Regions from separate parts of the Homo sapiens genome. Here region 1 is linked to region 2. A link is a contact called in ENCODE Hi-C data. All regions are on one chromosome and are shown on one strand. The core of a region is the stretch at or near the end of the contact, and the rest is flanking DNA. Distances in the headings are between cores, read along the strand shown.

Evidence for each region. Hi-C counts contacts between places; a loop is a spot of excess contacts on that map. Pooled maps may share reads with other maps.
Region 1: a loop to region 2 is called in a map of ascending aorta, with 2.7 times the contacts of the local background. The contact joins two enhancer-like sites. A Hi-C loop is called at or near these places in 5 of 168 maps with a recorded cell type or tissue (IMR-90, aorta, ascending aorta and 2 more) and 3 of 50 pooled maps.

The regions. Positions count from the first base shown.
Region 1 is chr13:105,441,230-105,444,452 of GRCh38, forward strand. No RefSeq gene overlaps it. Among named protein-coding and RNA genes, the nearest start is that of DAOA, 23 kb to the right of the region's middle. Within about 2 kb of position 1,867, at least 2 of the 41 ENCODE cell types and tissues checked have a DNase peak (open chromatin) inside an H3K27ac peak, as active enhancers do.
Region 2 is chr13:105,332,569-105,335,965 of GRCh38, forward strand. No RefSeq gene overlaps it. Among named protein-coding and RNA genes, the nearest start is that of DAOA, 130 kb to the right of the region's middle. Within about 2 kb of position 1,888, at least 2 of the 41 ENCODE cell types and tissues checked have a DNase peak (open chromatin) inside an H3K27ac peak, as active enhancers do.

The DNA of each region.
Region 1 (3,223 bases), core at 617-3,116, 110 kb after region 2:
ATTACTTTCTCCACATAACTGTGTCATCATCGGTGATCTGTGCGTAGTTCTTTTCTGTCTTACATGAGTCCTCTAAATAACCTGCCTTCCAATATCTATTCGGTGACAGCTCTGAAAGTCACAAATGTATTTCTATTTTTATATAATTAATGGTTCCTTTATGTTTATATTTCAACAGGGAATATTTGAAATATGGCAGATTAAAACTTGATGTCTCTTGAGAAGTTTATTTTAGCAACACCCATCATATTCGTGGTCTTTAGCTTTACTCAGTCTCGTACAAAACAAATAAATCAACCCTGAGAAGTTATAGATCTTAATCATAAGCATAACAGGAAATAGATTTGAGAATGAATTGTGTTGCAACAAATCTTCATGTGTATGTTTACAGATCTGTGTGCTTACGTTTGAAAGTTTGTGTGTATTGTGTGTTTTTGTAGGTGTGAGCATATTAAAATCGCAGGCAACCTCTGTATATGTACATATTGTGAAGCTGAAAAGGAAAATTAAATGAAAAATCCATCTTCTTAGAAAGTATATTTGTTCATAATTCACAACCACAGGAACAATTAGGCCCTGATTTTGACGTGTCAGAGGGTAAAACGATGTCAGATTTTGTGAGTTAGAGCTTTAGAATTAAGATTTCATGCACTGCAGGCGAAGCAATAAACACCACAGAGGAGAAGTTTCTAATTTTGGTTTTTATATTAGTATCCCAGGCCTCATCAGCCTGTGGGAAAGAGAGATAATAAAAATAATGTGTACTGTTTAAGATTATACATTTTCCAGTTCTCACGTATTTATGTCACCCTAATTTTCCATCAACACTCTTGACTACACTTTTATTACAGAAATTCTGTCATAAATGAAACTTACAGATGCGTTTAAAAAATACTGCCTCTTTAGCCCATGGCACATTAACATGAAATTAAGGTAGGGCAAATATCTGGATGGAGATCCAAATGCAATTAACATCATTAATAAGAGAAGGGATTTAACGGCCCTAAGAAGTGGAACTTGCCTGGCTGGTTCTTCACTAGAAGGCTTCAGGTCATCTTGACTAGAACGAGGTAAAGAGAAAATATCAAATTAAACAAAAACTAACTTCTGTGTAGACACTTTCTTCTCTTCTCACTGTGTACACATTTTATCCATTCACTGAGCTACAAGGCCCATTGCCAAGGTGCCCTCCACAATCCTGGTCTCACCAATGTTTTTGAAGGTGGGAGGAGCTATTTTTCTTGTTTTACTTAATTCAATACTTTAGTATTTGCTCTCATTTCTCTAAAAATCATTTCCATGTTCTTTGATGTATCCTCTCACTATTAATCTAGCTAACCTCTTTGTGGAAAAATACACCTTGTAAAGCTTTTGTATCTACTACAGAAACTACAGAATATCTGATCCATGGTGAATACTCAGAGAATGAATGTTGTGAAGAAACAAAATATCTGTCACACCAGACCACACTCTATCTATAATTGTTCCAGAAAGTTTTTATTAATATCACTTTTCCCATAATAAATTTATATAGAAGCATGTGTTGGGGGAGAACAAAAATCACAAGTCTTACTGGCATAAACTTTTTCACTGGTAGGAGAAGGTAAAATTGCCTCCAGCATTAGACAAACTGGAAATTAAATACAACACCTAATACTTAGTAACATTCTATAGGTTCAGTAGACTCTATCTTATTCTTTACTCACTAGCTTCCACAGATAAATGGAAAATATGATTTTTAATGTCATTACTTAAAAGTAGTTGGAGTTTGAGCATGGAGTTCAGCAGGCCACGTGGTAAAACCTACCACATGATGATTGTTCTCCTGCAGTTATCCTCTCCATAGCAACATAACATTGGTATTAACTCAAGCTTGATGATCACCAGCTCTTGGCAGTAATTCAAGGTATTCAGTATGACTCAAGTCTCTCAACAAAAGTTCCACCCAAACTAATGGAAGCAGGGATTATCTCAGGTTTCTGTAGTATCAGTCATCTAGAACTGAAGAACTGTAAATAATTATGTGAATACATTGCATAATAACATCACTGTTCTATAAGAGAATAAAATTCCACTTTCTCTGTTGATACAGTGTTGATCATTAAGGTCTCCTAAGGGTAATTAAGAAACACCAAAATAAGTTTTTGGAGAAAACCAAGGAATGTCCTTATTTTTTCCAACCACCAGATAATAATGATTTATTTTGGCCAACAGTAGACGGAATCCTGACTTAAAAGATGCACACTATTAAGATTCTACTTCACACATATGCTGTTCATGCCTTCTCTTCCTTCTCCTTTCTGTCTTCCTACTGACGTGAAATCTGATGAAAAAAAATCTTCTGCTTCTCTGGCCTCTTAGTCAGAGGATTATCTCTCTTCCAACCTTTATAACAAGGCCCTGCCATTGGGGACATCTTCTAAGAGAAGCCCTCCATCAGATAGTGACCCACACTTAAAGTCTGGCAACATTTGAATTCTAATGATCTTCTAAAAACTGAATATATGGCTCACACCTGTAATCCCAGCACTTTGGGAGGCTGAGGAGGGTGGATCAACTGAGGTCAGGAGTTCAAGACGAGCTTGGCCAACATGGCTAAACCCCGTCTCTACTAAAAATATAAAAATTAGCCAGGCGCAGTGATGTGGGCCTGTAGTCCCAGTTACTCGGGAGGCTAAGGTGGAAGGATCACTTGGGCCTAGGAGGCAGAGGTTGCAGTGAACCAAGATTGTGCCACTGCATTCCAGCCTGGGTGACAGAGTGAGACCCTATCTCAAATAAATAAATAAGTAAATAAAATAAAATAAAAACTGGATATAAAAGATTTTAATACATTAAAGATGACAATTAGATTGTCATATTTTAAACATAAAAATTTTACTTTTGAGAAAAATTTAACAAATATTTGAAGCTTATTTCTTAAATATTTGATCAGAAAAATAATAAAGGAGGGCATCTTAGCCTTTAGATGTAGGGAGCATTTCTTAGGGGCTACAAGTTGGAACTGAATGCATTTCCAAAATAGAAGTCCCAAAATATTGAACAATGGCAGTAATATGGGAACCAGAACACAACTTCACAATCTGTTTTGAAAAGACACACTCTCTTAGATATAGTTTAATCTGGTTAGCATTTGATTCAAGGCATATGCTTTAATATATTCTCATATATTAAACAAATGGCAAGTGAAAACAATAATATGCTAAGATATATTTTATGGTAT
Region 2 (3,397 bases), core at 638-3,137:
TGTTTTATTTACTTAACAGTACTCAAATATATAGTATTGCTAAATAAACTTACACTGTATATTTATCAGTCATAATACACCAGGTATTTTTTCAGGACCTCTCTTTGACACCTTGTCTTTTAATATTTGCATCCTCAGGATCTAGCACTGAGTGTGGCCCCTAAAAATTGTTCAGGAAATACTTGCAGAATCTGTTAAGATCACTTGCATCACCAGAGTCTCTGTTTGGCTTCTAGCAATGGTTTCTTCCACTCTACTGAAGATTTAGACCTCTTTGCCCTTTTCTTGGGGCCTTTGAGAGTTGGGATTTTTAAGATTGAATACATAATCATCCAATGAAACTGTTGTTTTATTTTTCTTTTATTTTGAGTTTTGCAGTTTACAAAAATGGAATTTCAAAGAGACTCTAGTGAACACAAAGAAAAAGAATTTCTCTACCGGCTTGTTTTTCAGATTCTTATTATTATTTTAGAGATGTCCTTCTGAGAGAAGGAAAAAGTGTGTTCTCAATAGGACTTAACACATCAAAGCAATAATCTACAACTCACCCATATTAATAGGAATGGACGAAATTAATTCAGATTCATTGACATTTGTATTTAAATATATTGTAGAATTCGATTGTCATACTCTTAACTGCTAAATTACATATTCCTTTAATACTAAAATACCTAAGACATTTTAGATAGATCAGAATTCAATGGTAGGTTATGTAACTACTCTAAAATTAAAGCCTTGCTCCAGATAACCTAAATGCTGATAAATGATAGCTAAATTGCTCTCACTCATCACCTTTAAAGACCCGGAATATTAAAATATCCCGAGAAGGCTGTGAATCTCAGTCCGAAATCACAGACGTGCAAGCATATTTCATTCTGAGTTTTCTATGGCATCAATTTAAGTTTGAGCTTAATACAATAATGTTTTGATTTCAGAGTCTTATGAAATGCCAAAGCATGTGTCTGTGTGTGTGTTTTGGGCTACGGACAAGGGAGGGCTGTCTCAGTCACTTCGGACTGCTAGAACACATTACCTAGACTGTGTGACTTAGACAACTGAAATTTATTTCTCACAGTTTTAATGACTAAGAAGTACAATATTATGATGCGGGCAGATTCACTGTCTTGTGAGGCCCTCTTCCTGGTTTGTAGGCAGCCTCTTCTCACTGTGTTCTCACAGAGTGGAGAGCGGCAACAGAGAGCAAGCTCTGACATTTCTTCTGAAGAGGGCACTAATGCCATTCATGAGGACTACACTGTCATGATCTAATGACCTCCTAATACCATCACATTGTGGGGTTAAGAGTTTAACACAGGAATTCTGGGAAGACACAGGCATTCAGTCTATAACAGAGGTCATTTGTTGTCTGTTCACTGCAATATCACAATAACATCCACTTATCCCTTGCCTTACAGGTCCTATGGAACTCCCAGCTTCTCTCTCTTTCTGCGCCATATTGGTGACCTTACATTTCTGTGAGGTCCTATCTACTTTGATTACCTACTCACTGCCTTCCTTGTCCACCAGTCAAAAGCTATACCTGGGTCTGCATTTCTCGGCCCTCTCTTCTCTTCCTCCTTTACCTAAATCATTCCTCTCTCTCCGATCTTCTTACATCAAGTGCACCTGCTTTTTCCCAGTGAACTGCTTTTTTTTCCATTGCACCTCTTTAAATATTGTACATTCACTTATACAGTCTTAGAGTTTGGAAAACATGTGAGAAACACTTTCAAATAACTTTGGCCTCTTTGGAAAAAGAAAATGAAAAGAATGCTAAATGAAAACAATGAATGTTTTAAGGCAGTATTCATCCACCGCTGAAATGGAAGTTAGACAGAGATTAGCTTTCTGGTCTAAATCTCAGCTTTTGTCCGGCTGGCTGGTGCTATTCATTTCCTGTTTGCCCCACACCAGTGCACTCCAGTTACCAGAACGGCAAGAGGGGATGTGTTCCAGAAACAGAGGGGGAAATAGTAAAACAAATGTGTGCTCCAATTACTTATTTTTATTTCTTGGATTCTAATACATCAAGTATATTAAACAATCAGATAGATTGGAGATGAAATTCAATAAATGTATCACAAAAATATGCCTGCTGCTTTGCATTTTCACTAATATAAAAATTAGTAATTTCTAAATAACTGTTGAACAATTTTTACCTCTTCCAACTTTGTTCTTTCAGTTTAGCACATGACTTCAACTATCTTAAACACAGCTAAACATTACAGAAACAATGTTTAAATTTTTTAGAAAAGTTAATTTTGCCCTGCAAATAAAAATATATTGTAGATGACTAAATCTAATTTAATTGTTTGAAGTCTCATCTTATTTAATCAAAATCAGGTACCAAATTCCTACAAGAGTGGAGTTTGTCCCATAATCTGGATGGATGGATGTATTCTAAATTTGTTCACAAGGGTATCTGAGAAGATATAAATAGATCAGTGGGTTAAAAAAAATAACCATCATTGTCTGGAAAATTGCTAAAAATACATTCAACAAAACAATGGGCAATAGCCCAGTAGTTTATTCTTAGAAGAACGGCACATTTATTTTTTGTGTAGGACATAAATGAAGGGCTCAAGTAACTTCCAGCTTTTTTAAGAAGTTATTGAGGAATCAAAATACCATAGAGTAGTAGTTAATAAGTCCATCTGTGCTCCAAACCTGGCCAGGTCACTTTATGTGACGCTATTTAGTTTCTTTGTGTATCAGTTTTCTCATTTTTAAAATGGTTAATAAAATGAATTTATCATATAGCTTGTAAGAGTAAAGGAGCTAATACAAGTAATGTGCTTAGAACAGTAAATTCCATGTAAAAGTCAGCTGTTAATAGTCTAACCAGCATTAAGAATCATCTGCAGAAAAAAAAAATGGGTCAGTGTTACTGAGCCTTCTGTAAATAAAGGAAGTGTCACTAAATGAAAACCTCAACTTGTCTGTGTGGACTGCGCAGCATTAAAATCCTTAAAAGTGACTACGGCTCCTTTGTTCTATAGTTAGAATTGCACGTAAGTCAAGACTTCTCTACATGTGTGTCTCACCTATGGCTCTGTTTCTCGTATATTACATTGTATATTTGTCAGTCATAATAGACCAGGTATTTTTTCAGGACCTCTCCTTGACACCTTGTCTTTTAGTATTTGCATCCCCAGGATCTAGCACTGAGTGTGGCCCCTAAAAATTGTTCAGGAAATACTTGGAGAATCTCCTAAGATCACTTGCGTCACCAGAGTCTCTGTTTGGCTTCTAGCAATGGTTTCTTCCATTCTACTGAGCATTTAGACCTCCTTGACCTTTTCTAGAGGCTCTTGAGAGCTGGGATTTTTAAGATTGAATACATAATCATCCAATGAAAATGTTGTTTTATTTTTCTTTTATTTTGAGATTTGCACTT